2 separate regions of the Homo sapiens genome follow, and region 1 is linked to region 2. Evidence: chromatin loops called from intact Hi-C (ENCODE). Cell type or tissue: A673. All regions are shown on one strand. Links, peaks and the distances in the headings refer to the core of each region. The heading gives the core; the rest is flanking DNA.

Region 1 (16,779 bases), core at 6,912-10,911, 240 kb after region 2:
TATTAAAATACTCAATTATGCTGTTTTATAATAATAGTAACTAGTTGTGATCCATGTTCTAACTGAGGCTCACTCTCTGTGTGTCATAATGAAGTTGTTTAAGTCAATATGGTAAAAATGGCAAGAAGCATGAGCTGTAGCTTCAGATTGATGCATTCCAATCTTGGCTTTGCTGGTTGCTCGCTGTGTGATATTAGATAAGTTACTTATCATCCTCTGGATGCTTCATTTTTTTATTTGCAAAATAAGAATACTAGTACTACTTTCATCATCCGGTGGTGGTGAAGGGTGGGTTATTACATATAACTTATTTAGAAAAGAGCCCGGCACATGTTAGCTGCTCAAGAAATGTTATCTCTTGTAATAACTGGTATAGGAGGAAGATGTGAGAATCGGAACAAGTACATGACCCTAAGGATGGAGAATGGGGTGAAGTGAGAGATTTTACAATGGAACAAGTTGCCTTATTGTGTCATAAGATGAATTATAAATAATTAACATGCCATAACCACTAGGAAAATAATCAAAAGTAAAATTAATTTTCCAAAGACATGCATGTGTCTATGTAACTTTTAACCTTCAAATTTAAAACTAAAGTCTTAAAATAAATCTGCTACTCTTTCAGCCTTATCCTGTTCTCTCTCCTACCTAAGAAAGCCTCAGAAACAACTGCTTATTCTATGACATTTGCACAAGGTAGAGGTTAAACCAGGGAGAACCAGAATCAATGAGTAAACATGAGAAATAGAAAGAGGACAGAGTGCAACATTGCAAAAGTCCCACAGTTAGGAATGAATTTGAAACTGATTTTCTGTTACTCTGACCTTTGCTACCATACCTATGTGAGGTTAGGGTCAATAGATGAGCATGATCTGCTGTCTGATTATGCCTGCCCTTAGTGCTGCAGAGACCATCCTGGCTGGAATTTGAATGCAAACAGTGATGTCTTCTCCCAAGCAACTTTCTTCCTCTACCGTTGACATTAATGGTGGCTGCCACCATATTCCCACAAGCTTTATCAAATATTTACTGAGTACACAGTTTACTAAACACAGCTCCAGGATTTAGAACAGCCAAAGGCTTGTTTATTATTTGCTACAGTATTATTTGGTAAAAATTGTCTTTGGAATCCTAGGCAGGATATAGAAAGTAGCATTTAGTTATAATCTAGGCCCTAACTGCATTGTCCAACTTGATAGCCACTAGTCACACATGGCTATTTAAATTTTAATTAATGAAAATTAAAAATTCAGTTCCTCTGTTGTACTTGACAATTTCAAGTAACTACATACTGGCAATGCAGATATAGAGCATTCTGCCACCTCACGTACTTATGTTGTTCATCACTACTAGAGTGTTCTTGTCACAGTTCTAAAATGTATTTGACTACACGGATAGTCTCTGTTGAAATTTTTAAAATATCTCTCTAAAAATTAGTCTATTAGTTTTCTGTGGTTACTGTAATGAATTACCACAAATTTAGTGGCTTAAAACAGCAAATTTGTTATTTGCAGTTCTGTAGTTGAGAAAACTGAAAGGGATCTCACTGGGCTATAATTAAAATGTCCACAAGCCTATGTACTTCTCTGGAGGCTCCATTCCTTGTCCTGGTACATTCTAGAGGGATCTATATCCCTTGGCTCATGGCCATCTTCCTCCGTCTTCAAAGCCAGCAAGTATGGGCCAAATGCTTTTCACAAAGCCATTTCTCTGGTTCACTCTCTTTACCTCCTTCTGACATTTATAAGGACACTTGTGATAACATTGGGCTCATTCAGATAATCCAAGATAATCACATCTCAAGATCAATTGATGAACAATCTTAATTCCCATCGTGCCATGTAATATAACATATCTCTGAGTTTGAAGAATAAAGACATGTATATATTTGGCAGAGGGAGGTTATTATTCTACCTACCATCATGAGTAAATATTTTATGAAGTACATTGATTTTCCTTGTAGAAAGAGGCTATGTAAATATATTGCAGATAATTATTCACATATTTCTGAATTTAACAAAAGTTCTGATTATATGTAATGAAATTAATTAATAAAAATAAGATATTAATAGTTTGCTTAATATGCACCAGACAGTAAGGGCTAAGATTTTAAGAGCTTATATGCATGAACTCATGATTGAGTAAAGAGAGACATTAATAACACCTTAAGTAGGAGTGTGGGATAAATGAAGACATGGAATCTTAATTGGGAAAATGGGGTTCTCTTCCTGGCATAGCCACTTACTCACCTGTGCAATTTCTAAGGATTTAAATTTTTCAGGTAGATAAAAGGAGAACAGATTAAAATTATCTCTAAGGTCTCCTCCGACACTTAAATTTTTCCACTATTAATTAAGTTAGCAGAAAGATAAGATTATGCAAAAGCACAATATCGAGTAATACAGAATTGCTGTGTATTACTGGAAAATTAAACAAGATAATATGACTTGGAAGACTAAAGAAAGATTATTTAATCAGGTATAGCAGAGCATGATTTTTTTTTTTTTGTTACAAGACATACTATGGCTTAAGAGACTGGATAGTAAAGAAACTGAATAAAAATAGTCAAACCGAGCCCAGAAACTGATGGCATACACTTTGCTTTATTAAGGATTGAGATTGAAGGAGGAATACGAAGGGAACATTGTATTTCCAGTTGGGTTAAACTGACATTAATTATTAGTCGTACACATGATTAAGCAAATTTTTATCCCCCTGCTTTATTGTAGTCAGGTGTTTAGGGAAAAAGGAGAATATTACTGCCATTAGAAGAGCTACATCTCTGTCAAAAGCTATCAGACCATACCCAAATAAACCTTTACACCCAACAAGGTTGATAAACAACTGAGACTCTTTTTGTGGTAGACATTAGCATGTGCGTTATGCGGTAACTCAAAGAGTGAGACAAAGGAATTTTCTCAATAAAATTAGGTAATTTCATTCTATTTTAAATGAAATAGACCTCAGGTTTAGGAACTCTAAGGATCCACAACTTTCAGATCAAGGTGTGTTAAAATAATTTATTTTCCCTAAAAGGGTATTAATTCTAAGACTTATTCAGATTCTTAGAAATATTTGGGCCAATGGCACTGTAAGTATGTTAACAAATTACCCATTTTGAGTGCCTTAAAGTACTTTAAGTGTATGCACTATTACTCAAAAACTATGGATAAAATTTTATATAATACCAGTAGGATATTTTCCCTTATAGGGATTGAATACTATGTAGCTAAAACAATTATCAGTCTATCATCTATCTATCTATCTATCTATCTATCTATCTATCTATCTATCTATCTATCAATCATCTTTCTATAAATCTACTGATCTTTCATCTTTCTATGATATTCTGCCTAATGTTCAGCAGCCCATTGTGCATGCCACACTTACTAAAATCTTATCATAACGTGGAGTTCTTTCTCTGATAATGAAAAAGAAAAGTATGCTGTCCCTCCTTGAAATTCTATGATTTTTCACTCTCTATTACACACATTTACTCATTCAATCATTTATTAATCTTTCATATTCTTCAAAGGTGTATTATTTGCAAGGCACTGGAAATACTGTGATAAAAGGCACATACTTCAATGGGGTGAGGGGTAACATGCAGCTGACAGAAACATTGTCACAGAACCATGTAAATTTTATGAAAATTTTAGGTAAAGAGTATTATGGAATCAGGGTAGAGTGGCATCTAAAATTTGAGACAAGGAGGAGGGGCTAGAGTTGCCATTAAAAAGATATTGCTTAAAGTGGAATCTTGAAGAACATGAATGAATCATTCATGATTTCTTCCATTCATTCATTTATTGCTACTCTGCCAAAATGATGCAAAAACAAAGCCATTCCTGTGCTCAAGTAATTAAAAATCTATTTGAGAAATAACTTGTAGCAAACTGGAGTACAGAGTGATTGTTGTTAGGATAAAACTATACGTGTGTGTTTAGCACAATGAGGGAAGTTGTAGTGGGCTAGCAGAAGGATGTACTCAGATTAGGGAGAGCAATATCAGATAAGAGGAAAAGTATTTGAGAAGTGGAAGGATAAGAAATTTGACTGGAGTATATGCTATATCAGGTAGGGAGCCATGGAATATGAAGCTGCAAAATGGAATAAAGAGACTGAGAAGGGCCCACTATGCTAAAGACTTTGAGCTTCATCTCTTAGGTTGTGTGCAAGCACTGAATGATTTGTGGACAAGCACTGGACAATTTTTTGTGTGTGCTCCTCTACATCCATTCTGCAACATTTTCCACTCAGTCTGTTCCCCAGCAACTGAATCTTTCCACTTGCATTCATAGTCTCTCTTGCTCTCTGGCTTTGGCCAAAGAGAAGCACCTTTAGAAAGTCAGAGCACAGGAGAAAAGTGAAACTGGAATGGTAGATGTTGTTGGTAACCACCACGTCATCTTCTTTGTTAGGAGGGTAACCCATCTCCCAGGTGCTACAGGTATTGGTTACTAGCAAATTGCATTGTTAGCAGCAATGAGGAAAGCCCTTGGCTAGTGAGAGCCATGTGACTTAGAGATGCCTGGGAAGGTATGCAGCTTTCCTCTTCACCAGTGGCTGGTAAGCGGTGGTTGACCTATGCAATGGTGGAACAGCCTTGCCCCCTTGCATCTAGGCAGTAGAATCTCTGGAAACAATTTGTACTCCAGAGCTCGTTGTGGGTTCAGTCTAAAGATGAATTCTTTTATTTTTCTTTTCTTTTCTTTTTATTCTTTTCTTTCCTTTTCTTTTTTCTTTTTTTTTTTTTTTGTTTGTTGTGTTTGTTTGCTTTTGAGATGGAGTTTTGCTCTGTTGCCCTGGCTAGAGTGCAGTGGCACGATCTTAACTCACTGCAACCTATGGCTCCCAGGTTCAAGCGATTCTCCTGCCACAGCCTCCCTAGTAGCTGAGATTACAGGCACCCGCCACCATGCCCAGCTAATTTTTGTATTTTTAGTAGGGACGGAGTTTCACCACGTTGGCCAGGCTGGTCTCGAACTCTTGACCTCAGGTGATCCTCTCGCCTCTGCCTCCCAAAGTGCTAGGATTACAGATGTGAGCCACTGCACCTGGCCCTGAGGATGAATTCTTCTGAAATCACATCTTCATCTAGCTTCTTCCTTTGTACTCTTCTGCTACTCTTGCCTCTTTAAAGGTTTATCCTGGCTGGGTGCAGTGGCTCACGCCTGTAATCCCAGCACTTTGAGAGGCCGAAACGGGTGGATCATGAGGTCAGGAGATCAAGACCATCCTGGCCAACATGGTGAAACCCTGTCTCTACTAAAATACAAAAAACATTTGGGCGTGGTGGTGCATGCCTGTAGCCCCAGCTACTGGGGAGGCTGAGGCAGGGGAATCACTTGAACCCAGGAGGCGGAGCTTGCAGTGAGCCGAGATCGTGCCACTGCACTCCAGCCTGGTGACAGAGCAAGACTCCATCAAAAAAAAAAAAAAAAAAAAAAAGGTTTATCCTAAGGGCATGCCCTGAATAAATGACTTGCATAAAATTATCTGTCTCAGACACTGATTCTAGAGAACACAGCTTCTAGGGAGCTCAATATAAATGACAGTTATTGCTAGAAATTGTCCCATAAAGCAGACTCTAAAGATTTAATTCTGGAGTTGAATCAGACCCCAGCTTGGTAGTAAGGATGACCCCAAACCTAGTGGTAAGTAGAGTATTTATAGTTTCTTGAATGTTCTAACAGTACAATTGCTAAAGTGTTGGAGATGCCGTAGCTTTTACAGTGTCTTTGGCATTTGAGAGAAGTAGGGGAAATAATAAGATTATGGAACGTGGAATTTGGTGTTAGTTGTTGTGTGCCTTTTGGTTACTCAGGAGAAAAAAAAATGACTAATCATTAATTTAAAACTAAGTGCAAAAGTCAGAGGTTATTTCTGGAAGTCTTTAAAGAGACTTTTCTCACTTGCAGCTTGGGAGCATGTTGAGCCGGTGAACCATAGGCCTTAGTTGTGACAAGAGCAAAACTTCAGAAAAGCCTAAATTCATGCCTAGGTAAGACTCTGGATGCCATAATAAGGCAGATGTGCTTCAGAGAGTGGGAGTTAAGCCATGCAGATTCAGTGGCTTGCCACATATACGATGCTTTTAGGGATCCAGTGGTCTGGTGCATACTCGAACATCCCTTCCAAGGTAAAGGGCAAAGTTATGGCATCTTTTGTATACTACCATTAAAAAAGAAGTAAAACACAGCACATACAACACTTGGGAATACTACAATGAATGATTTAGCAAGTGCTGTGGAAAGTTCCCCGTTTTCAGTGAGGCCCTGAGCAAGAAAGGGCATGTTCAGGCCATATAGCACAAGCTGTCCTACCACATGGCTTATGTGGCCCAACAGATCCTATAGTTGCATAAAAGTTATCTCTAGGAGATAAAGGTTTTGTGTGGAGTCTCTGACAAGCCCCAACAGAAGGGTTTCATAACAGGCTGCTGAGATTGTGGAGCAAGGCCATGCCATCTGCAGCAGAGCATGTGATTTAAAATGCAGTTGCATCAAGACATGAGACAAAAGCTGTTCGCCAAGAACTGGACGCTGGCAGTCCAAGTAATAAACTACAGCAGCCCCAACAGCAATTATTTATAAAATAGAAGTGTTACAGAATGGATCACCCTTAAAATATCCAAAGGGCATATGTAAGCTGGATGAACAAATATTCCAGACTTCTTTGTCACCAGCACAGTCTCACCTGACACCACTCAATCAGCTCACACTTGTAACCTCATGGGAGAATCCTTATGAGCAGCTAATAGAGGAAGAAAACAACACAGGCTTGGTCCATGGATTGTTCATCTCAGTATGTTGGTGTGGACAATGGACTGCTGTTGTAATATAGCCCCACTTGGTAAGTCCTGGAAGACAGTATTCATGGGAAAATACAAACAGGAGGCAGGATTTGGGTTAGTGTTACTTGTAATCCAATTTTGTTGAGTGACAAATGGCTTAAAAGAACGCTATACACATGGTCATTGGTGGATAGCTTGGCCTGAACAAAGCAATGTTTTCATATTAGTGACAAGAAGATCCAAGAAAGAAGCATGTGGATGAACATATGGAAATGGGCAGAAACTAAGAAGAACTCACCATTACGTGTTAACCCTCATCAAGTTAGAGACACAAAGCAACCAAGTGTGGAGAATGGCCCAATAGATAAGAAGAAACTTAGCTAGCTGAAAGGTCTCACGAATGTAGTAGTCATGGCAGCATAGATGGAGACAATATGTGGACGATAAGAATGCGTTCTCCTCTCACCAAAGCTCATATACCCGATGCCATATCCAACCTATCAACCAACACATTTCTGTGCTGAGCTCCTTATATGATAATATTCTTTGACAAAACCAGCCAGACATTTTGGTGGCAAGCTGATAAAACTGGACTGCTCTCATCCTGACAAAAGCAACAATTAATCCTGAGTAGTAGTGACACACATTCCTAGGATGTGTTTGCCTTTTCTACCAGTAGTATTTCTGTCAGCATTATACAGAAAGGCTCACAGAGAGAGATATTGGATAGCATCTCATACAATATCACTTCAGATCAAGAGAACCCCTTTATGGCAAAGGAAGCCTGGTAGTGGGAACATGGCAAAGATATCCCCTGATCCTATGATACATTGAATCAATTAGTGGCAGCTGACCCTATAGAGCATAGGAAAGCCCCTTTTAATGTATAGCTGTAGTACCATCTTGAAGATGATGCCTGTAGATGGAGACACTATACTTCAGAAAGATGTACATTCATCCTAAACCAACAGCCATTACATGGTGCCAGGGTGCCCAGTAGGTAGAGTACATGAGTTCAGTAACCAAAAGACGGAGGAAATAGTAGCCCTACTTCACCGCCACTCCAAGAATTGACTAGGAGATGTTGTATTGCCTGTCTACTCAATTTTAGAGCCTGTGGATCCAGAGGTCCCAGAGAAGATATGCTTTCACTCAGGGACACAAGAGTCTCATAGAACTTAAAGATACAGCTGATACATGATCACTTCTAGTTCTTCAAGTGGACCAACAAGCAAGAAAAGGAATTATTATACTGCCAAGATTGTGTACACTAGGATATTTGAATGTGTAGTGGCGTATTTTAGCCTGATTACCTAAGGAAAAGGGCTGCTGTTACTTAATAGGGGCATGGAGAAATACTTTTCATACCTACGTGAACTGCAGGTTATCTCTTGGTACCCTCATGCCCAAGTTTAATTATAAATTGACAAGTACAGCAATTATTGCCTGGCAAGTGCGTGGTAACTAGGGAATCAAGGCTCTCAGGGATGAGTGTCTGAGACATCCCACCAGACAAGCCACCTAGATGAACTGAAGTCCTAGCTGAGTGTAAAAGGAATCTATAATTGTAGCTGACAGGGATAATGTGTATTATTGACAGCCTTGAGATCAATTGCAGCAAAGAAGGCTGTAATTCATCCTACAAATGCTCCTCTTACAAGTTTTCCTAGAAATTGAGACCAACTCAAATTCTGAAGAAGCTAAGACCAGATAGGAAGAACTTATTGTGAGAAGTGAATGGATTTGAGAAGTGTGAGTGGCAGACTTGGAAGTGGCTCTTGGCACTTCTCCAGATCTCCTTGACTGGGCTGGTACACTCATACCCCTGCAGGTCTTGGCTGATAACTGCTCAAGTTAGCACATTTCACTGTAGGGTTGTCCTCAGCTGATTGAAGCTACCTCACCCAGAAATGCCTGAGAAGTTACACTGTTCTCTCTCCAAAGACTGACAAGTGCAGGGATAAGACAGTGCAGCTCTCTTTTCTCTGGCCAAGAAAATTATCTGATTATAATCTATGTTCTAGAGAGCTAACTAGGGGATTAGATTGAGACTAAACTTCTGAAATCATATTATTGCCTAACTCTACCCATCCTTCATCTTTTCCTGCTCTTCTTGCTTCCTTAAAGACTTCTAAGTGTATTCCTTCTAGAAATCACCTGCACAAGACTCTCTGTCTAATACTCTGCTTCTAGGCTTCTGGGCCTAACTCAATTACATGTGGCAATGGCTGGGTTTCTCTATGGAGAACCACAGTCTCACCTAGTGGTCATTTCCTGTGTATACATTATTCTTCATTTGTGTGTGACATTGGTTTCCTGTCACAATCCTGACTAATGAAGCAGAAGCAAGCAGGGAGTGATGTGATTAGATTCACATTTAGAAAGCTCAATCTGGCAGCAGTGTTGAGGAGACAATGTATGAGAGGCAAGTCTAGTTGCAAAAATATAATTTCATAGATTATGGTAATAGTCTAGAAAATAATTGAAAAGGGCTAGAAGTTTAATGATCATTGGAAATAGCATACATTAGGTAAACTTGTAAGATAGGTCAGCAGTAAAATTGATTTAAGGATTAATATGTCCTAACCTCCTGCAAGAATTGAAACCACATATACTGCCTTAAAAACTCATTAAACAATTATTGTTTTACCACATATGTAAAAAAAATTACTACTACTCCTGCGGAGCTTGTAGTCTTAATAGTGAATAATGACTATCTTGGTAGTTGTTATAAAAGTCAAAAAATAAATATTATACTAGAATTATAAGCAAAAGGGTGTGAAATCAAGAAAAACTATAGGACAATATTTCCAATGAACACTGACACAAAAGTCAGCAGTTAAATATTAGCAAATCAAATTCAACAGCATATCAGAAAGATTATACATCATAATCAAGTGAGATTTATCCCTGGAATAAAAGGTTGGTTTAATATAAACAAATCAGTTGGTGATATATCATATTAACAGACATAAAGTCAAAAAGCCACATGATCATATCTATTGACAAAGAAAAAGTATTTGACAAAGTTTAACATCCTTTCTTGATAAAAACTTCTAACACTTTAGGTATAGAAGGAAAGTTCCTCAATGTAATAAGGGCTATTTATGGAAAACCCACAGCTAACATAAACAATGGGAAGAAACTGACAGCATTTCCTCTGAGATCTGGTATAAGACAAGGATGCCTACTGTATTAGTCCATTTTCATCCTGCTGATGAAAACATACCTGAGACTGGGCAATTTACAAAAGAAAGAGGTTTATTAGACTTACAGTTCCATGCAGCGGGGAGGCCTCACAATCACAGTCATGGCAGAGATGAAAGGAATGTCTCACGTGGTGGCAGACAAGAGCTTGTGCAGGGGAACTCCCATTTTTAAAACCATCAAATCTCATGAGTCTTACTCACTAACATGAGAGGGTAGCACAGGAAAGACCTCCCACCCATGATTCAATTACCTGCTACCAGGTCCATCCCACAACACGTGGGAATCGTGGGAGTTACAAATCAAGATGAGATTTGGGTGGGGACACAACCAAACCATATCATTCTGCCCCTAGCGACTCCTAATCTTGTTCTAACATTTCAAAACCAATCATGCCTTCCCAACAGTCCCCCAACATCTTAACTCATTTCAGCATTAACTCAAAAGTCCAAAATCTCATCTGAGACAAGGCAAGCCCCTTCTGTCTATGAGCCTGTGTAAAATCAAAATCAAGTTAGTTACTTCCTAGATACAATGGGGGTACAGGAATTGGGTAAATATAGCCATTCCAAATGGGAGAAATTGGCCAAAACAAAGGGGTTACAGGCCCCATGCAAGTCGGAAATCCAGCAGGGCAGTCAAATCTTAAAGCTCCAAAATGATTTCCTTTGACTCCAGGTCTCACGACCAGGTCATGCTGATGCAAGAGGTGGGTTCCCATGGTCTTGGGCAGCTCTGCCCTTGTGGCTTTGCAGGGTAGAGCTTTTCCTCCAGCTGCTTTCATGGGCTGGCATGACATTGAGTGTCTGCAGCTTTTCCAGGTACACAGTGCAAGCCGTCAGTGGATCTACCATTATGGGGTCTAGAGGATGATGGCCCTCTTTTCACAGTTCGACTAGGTGGTGCCCCAGTAGGGACTCTATGTGGGGGCTCCAACCCCACATTTCTCTTCCACACTGCCCTAGCAGAGGTTCTCTATAAGGACCCCACCCCTGTAGCAAACTTCTGCCTGGATATCAAGGTGTTTCCATACATCCTCTGAAATCTAGGCAGAGGCTCCCAAATCCCAAGTCTTGACTTCTGTGCACTTGCAGGCTCAACACCAGGTGGAAGCTGCCAAGGTTTGGGAATTGCACCCTCTGAAGTCATGGCCTGAGCTCTATGTTGGCCCCTTTCAGCCATGGCTGGAGCAGCTGGGATGCAGGGTACCAAGTCCCTAGGCTGCACACAGCAGAGGAACCCTGGGCCTGGCCCACTAAACAATTTTTTTCCTCCTAGGCCTCCAGGTCTGTGATGGGAGGGGCTGCCACAAAGGTCTCTCACATGCCCTGGAGATATTTTTTTCCATTGACTTGGTGATTAATATTCGGCTTCTCATTAGTTATGCAAATTTCTATAGCCGGCTTGGATTTCTCCCCGCAGAATGAGATTTTCTTTTCTATTGCATTGTCAGGCTGCAGATTTTCTGAACTTTGATGCTCTGTTTCCCTTTTAAAACTGAATGCATTTAACAGCACTCAAGTCACCTCTTGAATGCTTTGCTGCTTAAAAATTTCTTTCACCGGATACCCCAAATCATCTCTCTCAAGTTCAAAGATCCACAAATCTCTAGGGCAGGGACAAAATGCTGCCAGTCTCTTTGCTAAAACATAACAAGAGTCACCTTTGCTCCAGTTCCCCAAAAGGTCCTTATTTCCATCTGAAACCACCTGAGCCTGGACTTTATTTTCCATATCACTATCAGCATTTTTGGCAAAGCCATTCAAGAAATCTCCAGGAAGTTCCAAACTTTCTCACATCTTCCTGTCTTCTTCTGAGCCCTCCAAACTGTTCCAAACTCTGCCTGTTACACAGTTCCAAAGTCGCTTCCACATTTTCAGGTATCTTTTCAGGAGCACCCCACTCTGCTGGTACCAATTTACTGTATTAGTTCATTTTCATGCTGCTGATAAGGACATACCTGAGACTGGGCAATTTACAAAAGAAAGAGGTTTATTGGACTTACAGTTCCACATGGCTGGGGATGCATCACAATTATGGCAGAAGGTGAAAGGCACATCTCACATGGTGGTAGAATTTGGTAAAGTTGCAAGATATAAAATCAACATACAAAAATCTGTGGGATTTATATATGCAAATAATGACCTAGGTGAAACAGAAAGCAAAAAGACAATCTGATTTACAATAGCATAAAAATTGAAATTCTTAGGAATAAATTTAACCAAAGAGGTGAAAGACCTGTCCCCTGAAAACTATAAGACATTAATGAAAGAAATTGAAAAGGATACAAAGCTATAGTAAACAAAACAGCATGGTACTGGCATAAAAGAGGCATGTCAGCCAGTGGAACAGAAGGGAGAGTCCCAAAATAAATCCAAACATTTACAGTTAACTAATTTTCACCATAGATACCAACATGATGCAATGGGAAAAAGATAGTGTTTTCAATAAATGGTGCTCAGAAAACTGGATTTTCACATGCAAAAGAAATACATTGGACCCTTCCAGCACACACAAAAATTAATTTAGAATGGATTAAAGACTTAAACATAAGAAATGAAGCCATAAAACTCCTGGAAAAAAACATAGGGGAAAAACTCCTTGACATTGGCCTTGGCAATGATTTCTTGAATATCACACCAGAAGTTTAAGCTACAAAAGCAAAAGTAAATAAGTATGACTATATCAAATCAAAAAGCTTTTGCATAGCAAAGAAAACAATCAACAAAATGAAAAGACAACCTACGGATTGGAAAAAATATTTGCAAATCATGTATCAGAGAAAGGGTTAATATAAAAGATTTATAAAGATCTCATCCAACTCAATAGTGAGAAAACTTATAACCCACTTATAACTGGGTAAGGACTGAAATACGTATTTCTCCAAAGATGACATAAAAGTTGCCAACAAGTGTATGAAAAAGAGCTCAACATTACTAATAATCAGGAAAATAGATCATAAGCAACTATAAGATACCACCTCACGCCTGTTAGGATAGCTGGTATCAAAAAGACAAGAGATAAAAAATGTTGATCAGGGTGTGGAAGAAAGGGAAGCCTTGTACACTTTTGGGAATGTAGATTGGTACAGCCATAAAAAAAGTATAGAAGTTCCTAAAGAAATTAAAAATATAGCTACTATATGATCCAGCAATATCTCTTTTGGGTATATACTCAAAGGAGATAAAATCACCACCTCGTAAAGATATCTGCACTCTCATATTCATTGCAGCATTGTTCATACAATACCTAAGATACAGAAACAACCTAGGTGTACATCAGTGGATGAATGGATAAAAAATCTATAGTGTATATATACAAAGAAATATTATTCAGCCTTAAGTACAAAGAGATTCTGCCATTTGCCACGACATATATGAATCTGAAGGGCATTATGCTACGTGAAGTAAGTCAGACACAGAAAGAAAAATATCACATGACTTCACTTATATATGGAATCTTAAAAAAATGGCAGGGGAGTCAAATCAATAAAAAGAGATAGAAAATAAAACAGTGGTTATCAGAGTTCAGGTCTGGGGGAGAAAATGGGAAGATACAGGCCAGAGGATACAAAGTAGCAACGTAGGATGAACAAGTTGAAAGATCTAATGTACAAATAGAGACTACAGTAAATAATAATGTACTGTAGTCAAGATTTTTGCTACATGGGTAGATTGTATCTTCACATGTGATAGGGCGAATAATGAATAAATATGTAAGATGATGGATTTGCTATTTTGTTTCACTGCAGCAATCATTTTACTATATACATGTATCATAACATCATGTTGTATAACTTAAATGTGCACAATACATTTTTTAATGAAATGAAATATAAAAAATATAAAAAATAATTTTGAAAAACGCTTTGAAAGCACGTATGAAGAATAGCCATCATTATAAAACACAGAGCTTCCAAATTTCTGTAACTAAATAACACCTTCAGAGAAATTGCTTATATTACCTAAACATCTCTGAATAACTTCTTAAAATTCCCAGAAAAGCCATATGTGGATTTTTATGCATGCACCTCCAAGAAGCTTTAATTATCTTAATCATATTCACTACTGGTATTAAAAGTACTACAGATAAATTGCTATTAAATATTATTTAAACAGTCATTAATATTTGATAGATTTAATGTGTATATAAACTGTTCTTAATTTTCATATAAGTATTATAGAGTAGTGAATAATGTATATTATATATAATTCATAATTATACATAGTACATACTGTATTACATACTATGTATTCTGTAAATGCATTTGTATAAATGTGAAAATATATTAAATGTTAAAATTATATATGTATGTATACTTTTAGTCGACACTTTTATTTTGGCAAAACATTAAGAATTAAATCACTAAATTTTCCTTGTCTTCCATAAAAAAGTAGCATAAGGAAAGCTGTGGAAATAAAAAAAAAAACTAAGGATTCCAGATAATCATGTGATTAGGTTATAGAATAAAGGAGGATAAATGTCTGGAGAAAGAGTTGCAAAAATTAGGCCAAGCTGTAAAAGGGGGTCTTCTTGCTCATGCTAGGAATTTGGTTGGGATTTAGGGACACATTGAATATTGGCAGAGAAGGGTCAGGTAGCTGTATTTTCACACAGATCGATTCAGAGGAAATAATTCTATTTACCCAGAAGTGTAAATAAATGAATAAGATCAGACTTTTACTTAGAAGAGTATGGGGAAAATAGACAAAATTCAGAGACAGAGGAAGAGTTAAGCTAATACCAATGTTAACACTGAAATTTGTAGATTTAAAGGGTAAAGTAATTTGACTAAAGACACCCCTCTCCACCTAACACACACACAGTGCTGCTAGTGAACTCTGTATTAAGCTACAGTTTAAGTTCCTGGTTCTTGTTGTCTTACCAGCTTTGATAGTAACCAGGGAGATAGCTGGCAAGAGCTTCTAGGGGCAGGCAGGCAGGATTTTGGCTCGGATGGATACTACCAGATAAAAGGTCTTTCACAACCTCTTTGTTCATTTTGTGATATTTCTCAGTTTAGGGACTTTCTCTTCTCCTCTTCATATCACACACCCACTGCACCTCAGGAATTTGACTTCTCCTCCCTTAGTTACACATTCTCTCACTGCACTTATGGAATTTGAGTTACTTCCTATCAGGTTTGAATCACCCTATTTGGCAATCCTGGAATTATTTGAAAATGCTCTCATCTCATCACTATTATTTTTCCTCTGTAAACAAGCCTCGTGTTTTTCCAGAGCCTCTTCTTTCAGTTGTGTTAATCTCATATTTATTTTTTACAGGCCTAGCTCCGTCTCTCTTTATCATAAGCAGCATAATGCTCTCTAGAAAGACTCTTTGATGAGGAAAAGGAATTCTGGTTCTAGTTTTGCCACTGATAGGTGTTCAGCTTTGTTTAAATGCTTTACCTCACTGGGCTTCCAGTTATTCATTCGTGAAATACAGGAAGAGGCTAAAATAAACACACTTTGGCAGCTTTCCTTCCTTCTCATAAAATTCTGACTTTCAGTTTGTCCCAGGTAATCTGCCAGTCTATCCATCTGTCCCCTCCTTTAAACTAACAACTGTATGTTTATTACTGTATTGATTACATTGTATTGAAATAATCTTATTCATTTATTTATGTAATATATATAATATTTATTGAGGTAGTGCTGAGCATATGCCAGGGACTGGACTAAACCCAAATAACAAGACTCTTGTAACCAGTCCTTTTAGGTCTTACAGTGTAAGTGACAATACACATGAACATTCAGAAGTGTGATGGAAGTAGCCAAGGATAGAACTGAAGCGTCCTATGGCACGTAAGACAGAGGGATCTTCCTTAACCAGGAAGGAACTCCCTTAAAGAAGGAATTTACACCGAGACCGAAGGAAAGAAACAGAAAAGAAAGTGTTTTAGCAGAGGGAACCACATGTTAGAATGCCTGGAGGTGAGAGAGAATAAAAATTCAAAAGAAGTTCTGTTTGCTTAGGGAAGGAAAAAAAAACTGAAGGAAAAAGAAGTACCATGTAGAGATGTGGGTGTGTGACCAGATTTTGCTACAGGGAATTTTGAACTGTTTTAAAGTTTTGGTCTCTATTCTATGAACAATAAAAATCCTCCGGCAATTTTAAGCAGGATAGTGACCCAGTCATATTTGCGTTTTAACAGTTTTGATCTAGATTCATAATGATGCTGAAATTAAAATAATAACTAAATTTTATTTTATGCTTACTATAGCCAAAACTGTACATTCTTTATGTAAGTTGTCCTAGTATTCTTTACAACAACTATACTAGTTTCTTAGGGATGTGGCAACAAATTACCACAAACTAGGTGGCTTAAAAGAAATTCATTCTCTCATTTTTCTGGAGCCCAGACGTCTGAGATCAGGATACCAGTAAGGTCATAGGCTTTGTCTGAAGGGGATCTTGGGAAGTATCCTTCCCTGCCTTCTCCTAGCTTGTAGTGGTTACTCACAATCCCTGGTGTTGCTTGGCTTGCAGATCCATCACCCCAGCCTCTGCCTTTCCACATGACATTCTCCCCTGTGTCTCCCATTGCCTTCCCTCTGCCCATGTTTCTGTGTCCAAATTGTTCTCTCCTTATAAGGACATCAGTTATTGTATGGCTCACCCTAATCCAGTATTACCTTATTACTTCCGAAAAGCTCCTATTTCCAAATAAGTTCACACGCCGAGGTTTGGGCGGGGGGACACTTTGGAGAACACTATTATTATTTTGGAGGATACTCTTTATCCTCATGCTGTAACTGTAAGATGTTTGCCTA
Region 2 (16,779 bases), core at 5,639-9,638:
CTGCCCAACCCAAAACAGGAAGTGATAAAACTGAGATAATAAAAAGACATATATAGTACTTTGTAATCCGCAAAACACCTAACACAGCCAATACAGAGAAACATCCTTCTGTTCATCCTGTAAAGGAAGAGGACCACTTTTCTTCACTAGAAGACAAAAGAAACAAGACTCAGAGGTGTAAATGACTGGTCCAAAGTCAGGCAGCTAGAAAAGGAATGACTAGAACAATTATTCAGATTTTTTGACTGATCATCCATGATTATGTCATTGTATCGAGACAATTCTGCCACAGTCAGGCCAAATATAATCAATATCACAAGTTTGAAAACTTAGTAAAAGAATAGAGCCAGTATTTCCCAAAGTAAGTTCCATTAGTTTTCACAGAAAAGTGAACATGTGCTTTATTCTTAGGTTTTGACAGGCATATCTAAGAATTTTATATGTATTAGCTTATTTAATTATTATAACACTTTTAGAAGTTGCTCATTGTACAGACATGAAAACTGAGACTTATTATTATGTTCATTTTACAGATGACAAAACCGAGTCTTACAGACATTAAATATCTAACCCAAATTTACACACCTATACACAGGAACTTGAAGCTGACTCATGTCTCAAAGACAAATTGTCTCAAAACATATATATATATATATATATATATATATATATATATATATATATATGGATTATCACCTCAAAATGTTAAGCAATGAACCTATATCTACACCAAGAAGAGTTATACAATGTTCAACATTTTGCTTACAATTCTGCAATGTAAGCAAACCAAAAAAACCTCATCCAAAAGTTTACAAGGAGAATTTAATTTCAAATTTCTCTTGGGTTCCACAGTGAGCAACAATAAGAGAGAGCTAAGTCCATGAAGATATGTAATTTAGAGGGAAATTAAAAAACAAAAACAAGTTGTGATTCCTTTTTTTTTTTTTTTTCCTTTAAAACGGAGTCTCGCTCTGTCACCCAGGCTGGAGTGCAGTGGCGTGATCTCGGCTCACTGCAAGCTCCGCCTCCCGGGTTCACGCCATTCTCCTGCCTCAGCCTCCCGAGTAGCTGGGACTACAGGCGCCCGCCACCACGCCTGGCTAATTATTTTTGTATTTTTGGTAGAGACGGGGTTTCACCATGTTAGCCAGGATGGTCTCGATCTCCTGACCTCGTGATTCGCCCACCTCGGCCTCCCAAAGTGCTGGGATTACAGGCTTGAGCCACCGCGCCCGGCCAAAAACAGGCTGTAATTCTAACTCATTACGACTCAAGTGAAAGGCAAGTAAATACAGCATAAAAGGCAACAACAACAACAAAAACCCATGTGTAATGTAAACCATCTCTTTTGATGCCCTATCTTGGATTCTGAAAATCATGTAGTCCTTTAACTGATTAGGGAATGAAATACAACACTGCACATCAGCGTGTACACAGAGCACAAACAGAATGTTTACAAACAATACAAACAAACGCCAAGAACCTGACAAATAGACCTAGGCCCATACAACTGCCATTTCCTTTAAGTACAATAATGAACAATTGGGAATATTATTCAGTGATACGGTTTGGATTTGTGTCCCTGCCCAAATCTCATGTTGAACTGGAGAAGGGGCTTGGTGGGTGGTGATTTGATCACAGAGGCTGATTCCTCCCTTGCTGTTCTCATGATAGTGAGTGAATTCTCACAAGATCTAGTGGTTTAAAAGTGTGTGGCACTCCCTCCTTCACTTTCTCTCTCCTGCTTTGCCACGGTAACACGTGCTTGCTTCCCATTTGCCTTTCACTATGACTGTAAGCTTCCTGAGGCCTCCTCACGCTTCCTGTGGAATTGTGTCAATTACACCTCTTTTCTTCATAAATGACCCAGTCTCAGGTAGTTCATACATAGCAGTGTGAAAATGAACTAATACATTCAGAACGCTTAAGAAAGAAAGAGAAGCATGTAGCTTTCACTTCAGATGAAAAAAGCTTTTGGGCAATCCCACATTCAGTCATGCAATTGTGTTAGCATCTGGCTGGAAACAGTATTCTCACACCCACCTTCTTCCATGCCTATCATAGGTCAATGAACACAGACACCCAACTTGGCCAAAAGGTCTCCATATATTAAAGAGTGGGGTGAATTGCTAAATTTCAATCTCTTCAGCTTGGAAATACCACCTATCAGAAAAGATAAAGACAGCATCATGAAAAGACATCTTTTTATGAAAAGATAAAAGCAGCGTCATGAGAGATGAGAGCCTTGAAAGAGAAATTTATTAGTTTGTAGCTTTGTGTCTACAAAGAACTTCAAATCTGAACAGACAGCAACTGTGACATTTTGGCAAGAGCACTGGCCTTGGAGTCAGGAAACTTCTCTACTGAGCCATAGTTCTGCCACACTTGAGAATGGACAAGCCATTAAACCTCCGATTTCTCACAGGGCTCTCGTGAGGAAGGCAAGACGTGTGTGATGAAGTTTCAGAGCATGAATTTCAGAGCATAATGCAAACATGAGAGGTGATTATCTTCCTTCTCACTGTAATTCTCACCATTCAAAAGCAAGGAGAATCAATGTGAAACTGAGTGCTGGAACATATCATGCAAGTACTGACTCTCACAGATGTGATGCATTACTAAAAGTAAAACAAACAAACAACCAAAAAAACCGCTATGATTTCCCCAATACTGATTCTTCCCATATATTTGAAAATCAGAAATAATGTTGCTGGTTCCTCATATATAGTTCAATAAAGAAGTCAATAAGAGACTGACTTATACCTACAAACAAACAGACTGTGGACTGAAAAATAAAACAAAACGATTCCACCTGTTATGACATGAAAAACAATGAGGCCCCCACATACTGTGCTCTGGGGCCAATTCAGACCTCCCTCACAGGTACATATTCCCCTTCTTTCTTTCTGCCTCAGGTATCATATCTACAAAGTCTTACTTGAAAACCTAATTTTTATTGTTGTTGGATTACCCACAATAAAATTATTTTATTGTTGTTGGATTGCTACATAATCTTTGGCAGTGGATATTATCATAAGAATTCAAAACAAGAAGCTGCAAATATTCTAACCATTGGCCTTATCAAACAATTCCTACTGGAAGTGTTGTTTTAAGCAGCAGCTTTCATCCCCACGCCCCACCCCCGCAGGATAAAGGCATGCATGAGTCTGGAATGTATTAAAGGAGGTCAGAGGCCTTAAACCTTTCAAGGCCCCCCAAAAAACCCTACATATGCTCTCTGTGTCTGCACTATCCATGTCTAATTTATGTAAGCGCAATAGCATTTGGAAAAATACTTTAGGTCACATTAAGCCTTATGGCTAGTATGGATATTGTCATTGTTAAAGTAAAAATAAGCAATTACTGTGGTGAAAAATAAAAAAACATTTTATGAATATGGTAAAAGTAATTTTTTAAAAATGAAACAATTTTAGGTGATGCAAATTCTCATATGAGAAATTACAGTCGTGTAAAATGTATACATTTGTATACACTACATTTGTATAGAACTTGAACATTTCAAAATACTTTCCTTAGTCCTTATTGCATACGTGTTCCATAATCAATATTAGTAGCCCCCATTTTACAGAAGGAGAAACTAAGTTTCCAAAAAATGTATGACTTTTGCAGGGATCTGTGGAATCGCTCTTATTGTTTTATAATCAGATTGTGTACAGTTTAGGTTCCAAATGACAATAGGTTAATCTCGTGCTACAAAATTAAAAATTAAGAGATGAGGTCTGAAAGTGACAACAGTCATAATTTTCCGTAGTTGCTATAAATGAGACAGGATAATAGATGATAGATAGCCCATTAGAAAAATGATAATGATAGCACCAATAACAATTATTATTTACTAGGGCTTACAATAAGCTGTTACTATTCTAAGTGCCTAACTTGTATTCACTAATGAAATCCTCGCAATGCCACTGTCACTTACCCCTCCTTTCTGGATGAGAAAACAGAGGCAAAAGAGACTTTGAGTAACTTGCCCCAAATCAAAAAATAGTGTCTCGTTTATTTCTCTAGATCAGTGTTTCTCAAAATACATTGATCATTCATAATTTATTACACGGACCACCAACAGTTTCAGACTTAACAATGATTTGATTTAGGTGTATTTCGCAGAATTAAAATGCAAGTTTAATTATGATTTTCTTAGCAATTCCATTATATTCTTAATAATTATGACATTCTTAAGGTCATACAAGCTCTTCATTGGATTCTTCCAGGCATTTTCTGTCACATACCACTTAGTTGTCAAGGTTTATTTGATCTTGCTAACTTAATATTGTTGATACAACGCTGTTTACTTTTATTACATTTGCAGTTTTAATGCCATTGCTGTATTTTGCTATAGCTGTGCTTTTTTTTAAGAAAAAGGGTTCTTTCATGATTTACTGAAGCTTAATAGTAGATATAAGAATAATAACAAATACTAGATCTAAAAGTAATTTAACTAATAAAAACATTTTGTCAAGTTTCACTTCTTGCAGCAAAAATACTTACATTAAATATTATTGCCAAGAAGCTAGTAAAAAATGCCTCAACATGAACAACAAATTATGCGTGGAACGAAGAATAAACTTCTGGCAAAACTTCATTTTCAAATGACGCTGTAGGATATCACATAATGTAATACAATACACACAATGAGGAAAGACAATTACTACCACATGTTTAGATACAACAGATATTGCTTTATAGTCGGACAAACCACGAGAGAAGAATTACACTTGGACAACGGGTATATATGCAGGGGGAAAGTGTGGAATAACTCCTTTTTTCTTTATCACTAAAGCTTTATATCTTTATAAAGGTTTTATCAGCAGAAACTTCTTGTTTCTTTATCACATAGCAAGAAAGATTCTGTTGCTCTGGTTTAATTCACAATATTGTGTAAATCAGAACATGGATGTGTTGAACCAAGGTTGGCTGAAATAAAGAATGATACAGAACTGACCTTTTTTGTGCAGCAAAAAAGCACATTTCTAATAAGAAGTCTTACCTGAAAGACAATCTATAAACTGCTTTATTCATAGAAAAAAGATGGTATTAACAATATATATCTTGATCTTTTTTAGCATTATGGAAAATAAGGAAAATTGTGAAGAAAGTTGAATGTTAACCACTGGTTTACACCATTTCAGAGCGGAGTCTGCAGAACTGTGTGGCAGGTACAATACCTTTATCTAAGAGGAAGAGGTACTGAGGCTAATTGTAGAATTGAGTGATGAAAACTAAAATATTTCTTCAGAACCCTGACACTGCTATAAAATACCACTTCTGGCTGGACATGGTGGCTCATGCCTGTAATCCCAGCACTCTGGGAGGCCGAGGTGGGTGGATAACCTGAGGTCAGGAGTTCGAGACCAGCCGGCCCAACATGGTGAAATTCCATCTCTACTAAAAATATAAAAATTAGCCAGGTGCAGTGGTGGGCACTTGTAATCCCAGCTACTTGGGAGGCTGAGGCAGGAGAATTGCTCGAACTGGGGAGGCAGAGGTTGCAGTGAGCCAAGATCACGCCATTGCACTCCAGCCTGGGCGACAAAGAGCAAAACTCCGTCCCCCGCCCCCCCCGCCGCCCCCCCCCCCAAAAAAAACACTTCTATGATTGCATAAGGCTTGCCAAGGTCATTTTTCTCTGCAATGTATTCAATATTTTATATTACCTAAGCTTATTATCTTAATGTCTAAATGTCACAATTTTTGGTATTGAGGATAAGATACTAGGATTTATTAAAATGAGGAGTGAACAACTGCTGAGAGTTTCATAGTTTAGTAGCATTTAATAAATTTTTTTATCAGTGGAAATATTCTGCCAAATATTAAAATATATTGAAGCTGGCAGAGACTTCCAAGATTACATATTACAATCACCTCATTTTGTAAAAGAAGACTCTGAGGCCAAGAAAAGGTTAACTATTATAAAGCCCTACAGAGTTAGTAACATAATTAAAACTAGAGCCACACTTTCTATATTCCTCACTCTAATACAGTTTCCAAAATGTTCCACCCAATTTCATGCTATTATTCTCAAACTGACATATGAAGTTGGTATCATCATGAAAGGTCTGTCTTTACAAAACTATGATCAAGTGCAGAAAATGGTGTTTTTGAAGTATGTAAATACAGGCATACCGCTTCTGATTGTGCTTCATTTTATTGCACTTTCCAGATATTGTTTTTCACAAATTGAAGGTTTGTGGCGACCTTGCATCAGGCCACTTCTTTCAGTGCCACTTTTCCAACAGCATGTGCTCACCCCATGTCTCAACGTTACATTTTGGTAATTCTCACAATATTTTAAACTTTTTCATAGCTACCATTACTGTTACGATGATCTGTGATAACTGATCTTTGATGTTACTATTGCAGCTGGTTCGGGCCCCACAAACCATGCCCATATAAGATGGCAAACTTAATAGAAAAATGTTGTGTGTGTTCTGATGGCTTCATCAACTCACCATTCACCTGTCTCTCTCCCTGTCCTCAGGCCTCCCTGTCCCCTGAGACACAACAACACTGAAATTAGGCCAATTAATAATCCCACAATGGCTCTAAGTGTTCAAGTTAAGAGTCACATATCTCTCACTTTAAATCAAAAACTAAACATGATTAAGTTTACTGAGGAAGGCAGGTCAAAAGCCAAAATAGAATAAAAGCTAGGTTTCTTGCATCAGTTCACCAAATCATGAACGCAAAAAAAAAAAAAAAAAAAAAAAAAAGCGATTGAAGGAAATTAAAAGTGCTACTACAGTGAACACATGGATAAGAAAGTGAAACAGCCTTACTGCTGATATGGAGAAAGCTTTAGTGGTCTGGATAGAAAATCGAATCAGCCACAACATTCCTTAAGACCAAAGCATAATTCAGGGCAAGAGTCAAACTCTCCTCAATTCTGTGAAGGCTGAGAGAGCTGAGGAAGCTATAGAAAAACAGTCTGAAGCAAGCAGAAGTTGGTTCATGAGGTCTAAAAAAAGAAGCCGTCTTCATAAACATGAAAGTGCAAGATGACGCAGCAAGCGTTAATGTGGAAGCTGCAACAAGTTATCCGGAAGATCTAGCTAAAGTAATTAATAAAGGTGGCTGCACTAAACAACAAATTTTCATTGTAGATAAAGCATCTTCTTGGAAGATGTCACATAGGACTTTCTTAGCTAGAGAAAATGTTAATGCCGGATGTTAAAGCTTCAAAGGACAGACTGGCTCTATTGTTAGAGCTAATCCAGCTGGTGACTTTAACTTGAAGCCAATGTTCATTTACCATCCCCCAAATCCTAGGGCCCTTAAGAATTATGATAAATCTACTATGCCTTTGCTCTATAAATAGAATAACAAAGACTGGATGACATCATATCTGTTTACAGTATGGTTTACTGAGTATTTTAAGCCCACTGTTATCTGCTCAGAATAAAAGATTCATTTCAAAATATTACTGCTAATTGACAATGCTTCTAGTCACCCAAGAGCTCTGATGGAGGCGAACAAAGAGATTAACGTCGTTTTCCTGCTTACTAACATAACATCCATTCAGCAGCCTGTAATAGAGGAGTAACTTTGATTTTCAAGTCTTATTATTTAAGAAATATACCTTGTAAGGTTATGACTGCCATAGATAGTAATTCCTCTGGTGGATCTGGGCAAAGTAAACTGAAAACTTTCTGGAAAGGATTTACCATTCTAGATGTCATTAATAGCATTCGTGATTCATAAGGAGAAGGTCAAAATTTCAACATTAACAGAAGTTTGGAAGAAGTTGATTCCAACTCTCATGGATGATTTCGAGGAATTCAAGATTTCAGTGGAGAAAGTAACTGAAGTGTGGTAGAAATAGCAAGAGAACTAAAATAAAAAGTGGAGCCTGAGATGTTAGTTAATTACTGAAATCTTATAATAAAACTCGAACAGATAAAAAGTTGCTTCTTAAGGATGAGCAAAAAAAGTGGTTTCTTGATGTGGAAACTACTCCTGGTGAAGATGCAGTGAACACTGTTGAAATGACAACAAAAGATTGAGAATATTACATAAGCTTAGTTGATAAAGCAGTGGCAGGGTTTGAGAGAATTGACCACTTTGGAAAGAAGTTTACTGTGAGTAAAATGCTATCAAACAGCACAGTATGCTACAGAGAAAGTGTTCAAAAAAGGAAGAGTTAATTAATGGGGCAAACTTTCTTGTTTTTTTGTTTTCGTTTTTGTTTTAAATGCCAGTCACTCCAATTTACAGTAACCACCAACCTGATCAGTCAGCAGCCACCAACACTGAGGAAAGACTGTCCACCAGCAAAAAGACTGTATCTTGCTGAAGGCTCAGATACTTTTTAGCAATAAAGTATTTTTTAAAATTAAGGTATGTACATTGTTTTTTAGACATAATGTTATTGCATACTTAACAGACTAAATTATAATGTAAACACAAATTTTATATGCACTGGGAAACCAAAAAATAAAAATTGTGAGGCTTGCTTTATTGCAATGGTCTGGAACCAAACCTGCAATATTTCTGAGGTATGCTAGTTTTCTAAATAACTGTGTAAAATCATATGGACAAACCTATGTCCTAGGAGAACTGACAATTCAAATTCAACAAGCATGAGTTTCCATCACGTGCAAGACTCAAATAGTACTATCAGCCATATGTAAATGTTTAGGTCAAAGATTCACACACAATAATCTGGAATTTAGGAGGTATTGATCATAAGACTATCAGACTTAATCTGGGACAATGGGTTACAGGAAAAGAAATCATTACTTAGAAACTTTTTTTCCCTATTCCAAACTCTGTGTAAATTGGTTTTCCATAAATAACACATTAGGTAAACCTTTGTTAACTATCTTATTGGGAAAGTGGACCAGGATGATCAAATCTGTATTTATTTATGAAGAGTTAAATCACAGTGTTCTAGAGGAGCTCATCTACAGACATATAAACAAGTGAAAGGGCAGGCTGGTGGCAAGGCTGAAAGAGCACTGGGACTTTTCCATACTTCTAAAGCAGAGGTAGGAAAGAATACTCAACAACTTGACATGAACTATAGCACAATCCGGTTCACCGACTTATGGTTAATTTAGTAGTGGTGACAAAGTTGACTTAGAGATTTTTATTCAACATTAGAAAAGTTTTTCAGTAGCTTTTTTTTTTCAATGAAGTCTTGCTCTGTCACCTAGGCTGGGGTGCAGTGGTGCGATCTCGGCTCACTGCAACCTCTGCCTCCCAGGTTCAACCGATTCTCGTGCCTCAGCCTCCCAAGTAGCTGGGATTACAGGTGCCCGCCACCACATCTGGCTAATTTTTGTATTTTTAGTAGAGACGGGACTTCACTATGTTGGCCAGGCTGGTCTTGAACTCATGACCTCAAGTGATCTGCCAGCCTCGGCTTCCCAAAGTGCTGGAATTGCAGGAGTGAGCCACTGCACCCTGCCTTCAGTAGCTTTTTGTGGTAAAGTATTGGTAACAAAACTCTGCTAGAGATCTGAAATCATATCCATTCCAAATTATATTCATCATCATCATCATTCAAAGATCATTTAGAAAGCATGCTCTCTCTAGTCAAAGGATTAGGCATAGCAGAACAGAAATATTAGTGATAATATCTATCCTACTCCAGCCAAACAGCATGGGGCAAAAACCACGGCTCAATTCACCTTTATGTCAGCTGGTCCGAGACAGCATGGACTTCCACCCACTCCCCTCCACTCCAGTGATGGTATCAGGGCACTCCTCCCGCTCCCAACTAGAGAGTGAGGGAAGAACTTCAAAGAGGAGGGAGCTGGATAAAGGGATTATTTAAATATTATTATAAAATATTTAATATTTTAATACCCTTTAAATTTCTTTAACAGTATCAAAGTTTGAGAAATGAACTACAGTGTAGAACACCACCAGGTTTAAAGATTGGCCTCTGGACAGTACATACAGGAAGCAAATCAGAATAGGATTGCAAAGCCTCTATAAATGAAATTGCTTTTACTTAGTATATCACGATATATTCGCTCAGAGAAGCATACCTACTTTCAATTCCTAGCACGGATGTCCTGATCAGTTGTAATAAATTTAACTTAAAACCCCCAGTGGTACTATGTAACCACAACTAAATCCATCTCAGATGTCATCTCATGGAGACAAGAGTCGGAAATCAGAGGACTGATGCCAATCATGCATGTGGATATTATTACTGCTAAATATTCCATGCATGTGTGTTCTGGCATGTGTGTCTTAGGGCCTTGGTACTGTTTTTTCCTCTTTTCTTTTTTGCATTATGTAACTATTTATAGGGAGTAGGCTGGCAACCATGGCCTAAAATACATTAACTAGAATTCAAAAGGAAGCTAGAAAACTGTATGCCTTTTTCAATGAAAAAGACTTTAATGATCCTTTCTGTGAGTACAAGAGAAATTTTCATTTCACAAAATCATGGAGTCTTATAGACTTTGGATTGGAAAATATTTTAAATCTCATTCATTTCAACATCACTCTGGTGCTTGCACCTTAAATACAACCTCTACATTAGGTATTTGTTTGACTCACGTTTGAACACCTTCTAGGGCTTCCTATTAGATCTCAGAATAGTGTGAGGAAAGTCTTTCACATTTGAGCCGAGATCTTGTTTTCTGTAATTTCTGTTATTTGGTCCTAGTGCTTCAATTCTTCAGTGCCATAAAGATCAGGAACAATCGCCTCAAATGATAATCTTTTTTGAAACTGCAAAAGGAGATTTTTTGTTGTTGTTGCTTGTCTTTTCTTCATTAGCTTACTCATCCTCTATATCAGCTGTTTCTCATATATGGTTTTGAGCCTTTTATCTATCTTCTTTGTCTCTCTTGAACATTGCCTAGTTTATTCTGTCCTCTTAAATTACCATTAAATTAAATATTTGTGTAACTTCCTTTCAAGTTTTACTTTAAAGGGATTCACTGCCCCAAGATGAGGACCAGCATTAGATACACTGGAAGTAATTCCTTTCCTGTAAACTTTTAAACTAATTTATGTCCATTGCATTTTATATTCCATTATTTTATAATCTCATCAGTTTTCTGTTTCCACAGGTAGACTGTTGGCTTGCTGTACCAATCCACTAAAGTATTTTAGCATCTCAAGCTGGCAGATGCAGAAGAGCTCTTATTAAGTAACTGGCCCAATGCTGCCCTAGTCCAAATGCAAACCCCAAGGACTAGAGAAAGCCATTTATGACAGAGCTGGGTGTAGAGATTAAATTGCTTGATTCCTAGACTTGTAACCCTCTACTACTTTTTGTGAGCTACTCTCCCATTTACCTGACTGCTAAACAAAAAGCAGTTTCATTTTGGTGTCTATGATGAAGAAATGTTTGTTGATTCTCAAACTTAAGTCATCTCCCATGGGTACAAGAAATCAGGGTAGGAAGGAGGCTTAAAGAGGTTTAAAATTCCCAAGATGTGTCTGTGGGAAGAGATTTTATCTATTAATATGAAACAGAGAAGATTTGGAATGTGTTTGAACAGAGTCCATTTAAAAAAAATACAAAGAAGAGGACACAATCTCAAGGAAATTGTGAAATCAGAGAATGGGAGAATTTAATGGGGAAGAAAGAAAAGAACATTTCTTAACATAGCAAATGAACAGCCTCGAATTTCCATTAAGAGGATGATTTTTGTTTTATCTTGATGGTGGAGAGGCAGGTAAGTCTGTGCTACAGTGCGCAGTGTTGAACGTGAAGCCAGTTACTCAGATTGAATGGGTCAAGCACCTGTTTTATATGTCCCCTAGTGTTCTGTACCTGTTATAGATGTAATTATTTTCTCCACTTACCATGATATATTTGCCTAAATATTCTTTTGCCCTTTATATTCCCTTAGAAATTCACCATCTGCCTAGAAACTATGAGGCAAGGAACAATCTTTTTTTTTTTTAACTTCTCACAAGTACCTTGTAAAATAGGTATGATTATTGTCATTTTCCCGATACAAAATTCTGATTCACGTAGACAAGTTTCATACAGTCTCAAACAACCGATATGTCAGAACTTTTTTTGACTATATACCTGTTTGATGTCAAAACTCAAGCTATGAGAAGTGGATGACAACTCAGGATTTGTGATCAGAAAAATCTGGATGCAGATTCTGATTCTGTTACTTACTAGCAGTATAATCTCAGACACATTATTTAATCTTTCAGGCTTCAGTATCCCTATTGAAAAATGAAGAATATACTAGAGTTTGGATCTCATGATTGTTGAAAGAATTTGATGAGAAAATTTACATAAAGCTTTTAGCATAATACCGGGTACACAGTAATAGTCAATAATATCTGTTATCACTAATAACTATAGTCATAGAACATAACTGTCTTCAAAACTAAGATCAAGTGTTTGATTTCAGTGACTTTTTAAGTCTGTTAAAGGAAATGTCATTTTGCTATTTCAGGTTTCTTCAAAATCTGTTTTGAAAACAAAATGTATCAAGAAGATAATATAAGATGGTCTTCAAAGGCTGACAATTTTTTCTATATGAGTATTTAGTCTGATTCTTCCTGCACATACACAAAACATTTTTCGTTATTAGTTTAATGACTTTCTTGATATATATTTGGATGATAGATAGATGATAGATGGATATACATTTATACCTATTGAGGTAAAAAATAATTCAACAAGTTATCTCGATAAAATAGGGAGATTCTTTGACCTGTGTTTCAGCTGTGTGAATAGAAGATTTTCTTCTTGTTGCGCTTTCATAGCATTTTTGTGTGAATAATTTAGTCTACGAATAAGGATTTTAATTTCTCTATTTTCTCACTCCTAATTTTATGTATCCTATCCCTCATAAATGACTTTCACAAATATTTCCTCATTTTGTCCTTTCATCAACCCTATGAGTTGAGCAGTTTTTATTATTATCTTTTCACAGAGATAGAAATTGAGACACAAAGAGGGTGAACAATTTGGAGAACTGTAAAAGGGAAGGTTGAGCTTCACCTAGAATTTCAAAGGAACCTGAAATGGCAAAATAACATTTCCCTTATCAAACTTAAAAAATCTTTAAAGCTACAATTCACTTACATTTAGCTTTGGGTAATGGATTTTATAACTATTAGTAAAATTCCCTAAAAGGCATTGTTTCATATCTTACTATACATACATTTCTTTCAAGCCTCAGAATAGTACAGATTCTTTTACAAACTATGATTAGTCAAATTTATTCTTAAAACTGCCTGTACTATTGATTAAATTAATTCTCCAAATTTTTCACTGTCTCTGTTTCCAATAGTATTTTTTGTTTTTTATTCCTTTTTTCCTAAGTATTAAAAATTACCAGTATTTTATTTTTACTTATTTTTTTTTTTAGACACAGGGTTCCCATTATATTACACAGGCAGTCTTGAACTCCTGGACTCAAGCAATCTTCCAGCCTCTACCTCCCAAAGTGTTGGGATTACAGGCATGAGGCATTGTGCCCAGCCTAAAAATTACCAGTATTTTTTAAATGGCAGGTTTCACACACCATAATTTTTTTTTTCTTTTTTGAGACATGGTCTTGCTCTGTCACCCTGGCTATAGTGCAGTGGTGCAATCATGGCTCACTGTAGCCTCAAACTCCTGGGCTCAAGTGATCCTCCCACCTCAGCTTCCCAAAGCACTGAGATTATTTACAGGCTGTGCATTTCAGGATGGCCAGCAACAGTCCTGGCCTTTACCTGTTATATCAGTAGTAACACATTCCACTCCCCTCCAAGCAGTGATAACAAAAAATGTCTCCATATATTGCAAAATGTCACTTGGAGGTCAAAATCACCCCAGATAGAAAAACACTGATTTAAACATTTAGCCATATTTAAGATGACTGGGCCAGGTGTGGCCAATCTATGCCCAGCCTGTAAATCTTTACTTTTTCTTTCCCATATTTAATTTCACTTTTTTGATACAAAACATCTCTGAATTGACACTACATAATCACATAGGAGTGCCTCTGTTTATTACGTTAATTAATATTATAGCTATATACACATTTGTTTTTTTCAATGGACTGTGACTTACTTGAAGATAGGAAGAGTGTCTTACTCATCTTCATATCTCCAGGGCCTTAAAAAAGAAGGTTACATCTAAAAGGCCTCAGTATTTTTTTAAATTGCTGATAGAGAAAACAGTTTAATTTAATGAAAACTATTAGCTAGCATTTTTTGTTTGAGATCTTTCTCGTTTGTTTTTGTTTTTTTAGAGGGGAATTATGTCATTTGGTAAATATTCAGTGTTGTACACGTGGAATTTCTAGCCAGAGGAATTACTTCCTTCTCTTTCCTGAAGAAGCTGATTAACTCTGCTGTTCTGGGCTTCAGCAAGGCAGAAGTGTCTCAATAGAATATGGCCTTACGGCAATACGGAGTGGAAGAAAGACAAACATCTGCTTCCCAATTACTAATTATACAACATAGATATCAGAGTGGGAAACATCCTAGTTTTCTTTCGTGAGACAGATATCAGAGTGGGAAACATCCTACTTTTCTTTCGTGAGACTCTTTTCATGCCTGAGACCTTTAGACTTCAATCTAATTGCTTTTGGCTTTCCTTTGCTTCATTTTTGTTCATTATCTCGTCATCCTTCTTCCTCTATTTCTGTATCAGTCTTTGGCTCCCTCCTTCCCTCCCTTTCTCTTTCTTTCTGTCTCTAATATTTTTTCTTTCACCTGACCTCCTCTTATTTCCCCCACTTCCCAGCCTTCTGTGAGTTGGCATTTTTGTTTTCAGTCAAGCTGCTTCCTAAGAATAGATGTGACACAGAGCTAACCCAAAGAAAACGTACAGGTTGCAGTGGATTATTTATAAATAATTGGGTTTGAGAACTTTACAAGGTGAATGAGAAATATAGTCATTCTGGAGTTTGAAATTCACAACTAAGATGTGTTAGTTTGTATTGTTAAAGCAAGCTGTCTCATCATGTTAGGACAATCAGTAGAGAAAACTATCTGGTCTTTTCCATAAGCTGAGTTACTGTAGCTATGGAGAACCAGATATGGGATATAAGCCAAGTGCTTTGCATCTTGAAGAGAGAAGCTCTATTTCCAATAGATTTCTCCTCTAAAAGATATCTAGCTGCAGCCAAACTTTTTTAATAAATATTATAATTCATCAGTGGGCAAACTGCCTTCTAGTATAATCTAGTATAAACTGTACTTATCTAACCATCTAACCTTGATGCCCAGTCTTTTTTTTTTTTTTTTTTTTTGACACAGGGTCTCGCTCTATTGCCTAGGCTGGAATGCAGTGGCGTGATCTCAGCTCACTGCAGCCTCTCCCTCCCAGGTTCAAGCAATTCTCCCACCTCAGCCTCCCTAGTAGCTGGGATTACAGGCATGCACCACCACACTTGGCTAATTCTTGTATTTTTAGTAGAGTTGGGGTTTCACCATGTTGGCCAGGCTGGTCTCGGACTCCTGACCTCAGGTGATCCACGCTCCTCAGCCTCCCAAAGTGCTGGGATTATAGACATGAACCACCGCACCTGGCCCAGTCATCTTAAATATGGCTAAATGTTTAAATCAGTGTTTTTCTATCTGGGGTGATTTTGACCTCCAAGTGACATTTTGCAATATATGGAGACATTTTTTGTTATCACTGCTTGGAGGGGAGTGGACTGTGTTACTACTGATATAACAGGTAAAGGCCAGGAATGTTGCTGGCCATCCTAAAATGCACAGGACAGCTTGCCACAACAAAGAATTATTCATCCCAGAATATCAATCAGCCAAGGCTGAGAAACCCGGACTGAAATGCTTATTGACCTGAAAACCTGCAAACCCCACTGTTTAACTGAGCCCTTGGTAATCCTATAGAAACAATGATTGACTGTGAAAGTCTCTGTCCCTGGCGGCATTTATAAATGGCATGTATAAGAATCAAATGCTGACTGTTGATCCTGGATTTCATATGAAAATATTATTTTAAAATAGCACATGCTTCAGTGGAGAAATAATTTGTATGGTCTACTGGATTAGTCTTTGATACTATAATTTGAGCTCATTTTTAAAAAACAGCCAAATCTGGTTTTAAGGTAATTCTCTATGCCCAGAGTCTTAATTATGTGTCAATTTCTCTGTGCAAATCTATTGATTTTGGCAGACTTACAAATTTAGCATTCAAGCAAGAAGAATATGTCAAAATTGGCTCAAATTTCCTGTGCTTCCAGATTTGTTAGAAGTTTCTTTGTTTTGTAATCATTTATTTTATTACATATTTTGCTTTTATCCATTCCTTTCCAGGGTCCCAGTACAATTAAACTGCAATCCCCAGAAGTTTCCTGTTATGTGCTCAAAAACTGAATCTAATATTTGTAGATAATGAATTCCAGCAGGATCATTCTGATAGCCCTGCACTTCTAGAAATTCTGACGTTTTGGATCTCCCTCTTTCTGGCTCCTATTCTTCTACTTCCCTTCCAAAGAAGATCCTTTGCCTCACTCATTTTCATTAAGCTAACTGGGAAACAGCATTGACTCAGGTTCTTATTTCTGAGTTTTCCCCAGAAGTAGGAAGAACAGTAGTGCAAGGAATAACATTGCATAAGAAGATTGCAGCTTTTATTTCAGGGTCTCTTTCATTTGGCATATAATGCAAGTGGCATGCTGTGTGTTTCATTTTAACTTCGTTAAGCTTGTGTTTTCACCGGGGCCTTACAAATAGTGGTCAACGGCCATTTCACAGAATGGAAGTCAGGGTTCTTGGATTCTAACCCTGGTCCTTCTCTTACAGTGCTGTAAAATTTGGGCCACTCAATTCTCTTTTGGCCTTTATTTTCCATCTGTA

Evidence for each region. A loop is a pair of places that touch in the nucleus more often than their neighbours do. Peaks named below come from ENCODE experiments on the same cell type or tissue, not always from the same donor. Only the 100,000 strongest peaks of a DNase experiment are listed, where the experiment ranks them.
Region 1: it touches region 2 in a loop (1.8-fold over the local background); 4 of 110 quality-filtered maps call a loop at or near these places.

The regions. Positions count from the first base shown.
Region 1 is chr3:190,330,281-190,347,059 of GRCh38, forward strand. It overlaps a transcript of CLDN16 not described here. Among named protein-coding and RNA genes, the nearest start is that of CLDN1, 16 kb to the left of the region's middle. In A673, for the core only: a CTCF peak has its summit at 9,033; DNase peaks (open chromatin) are centred at 8,621 and 9,071; H3K27ac peaks cover 2,363 bases.
Region 2 is chr3:190,094,664-190,111,442 of GRCh38, forward strand. All of the region lies in intron 1 of P3H2 (prolyl 3-hydroxylase 2), which reads right to left. Among named protein-coding and RNA genes, the nearest start is that of P3H2, 18 kb to the right of the region's middle. In A673, for the core only: no CTCF peak of the experiment used is centred there; a DNase peak (open chromatin) is centred at 7,248; H3K4me3 peaks cover 1,085 bases; H3K27ac peaks cover 2,471 bases.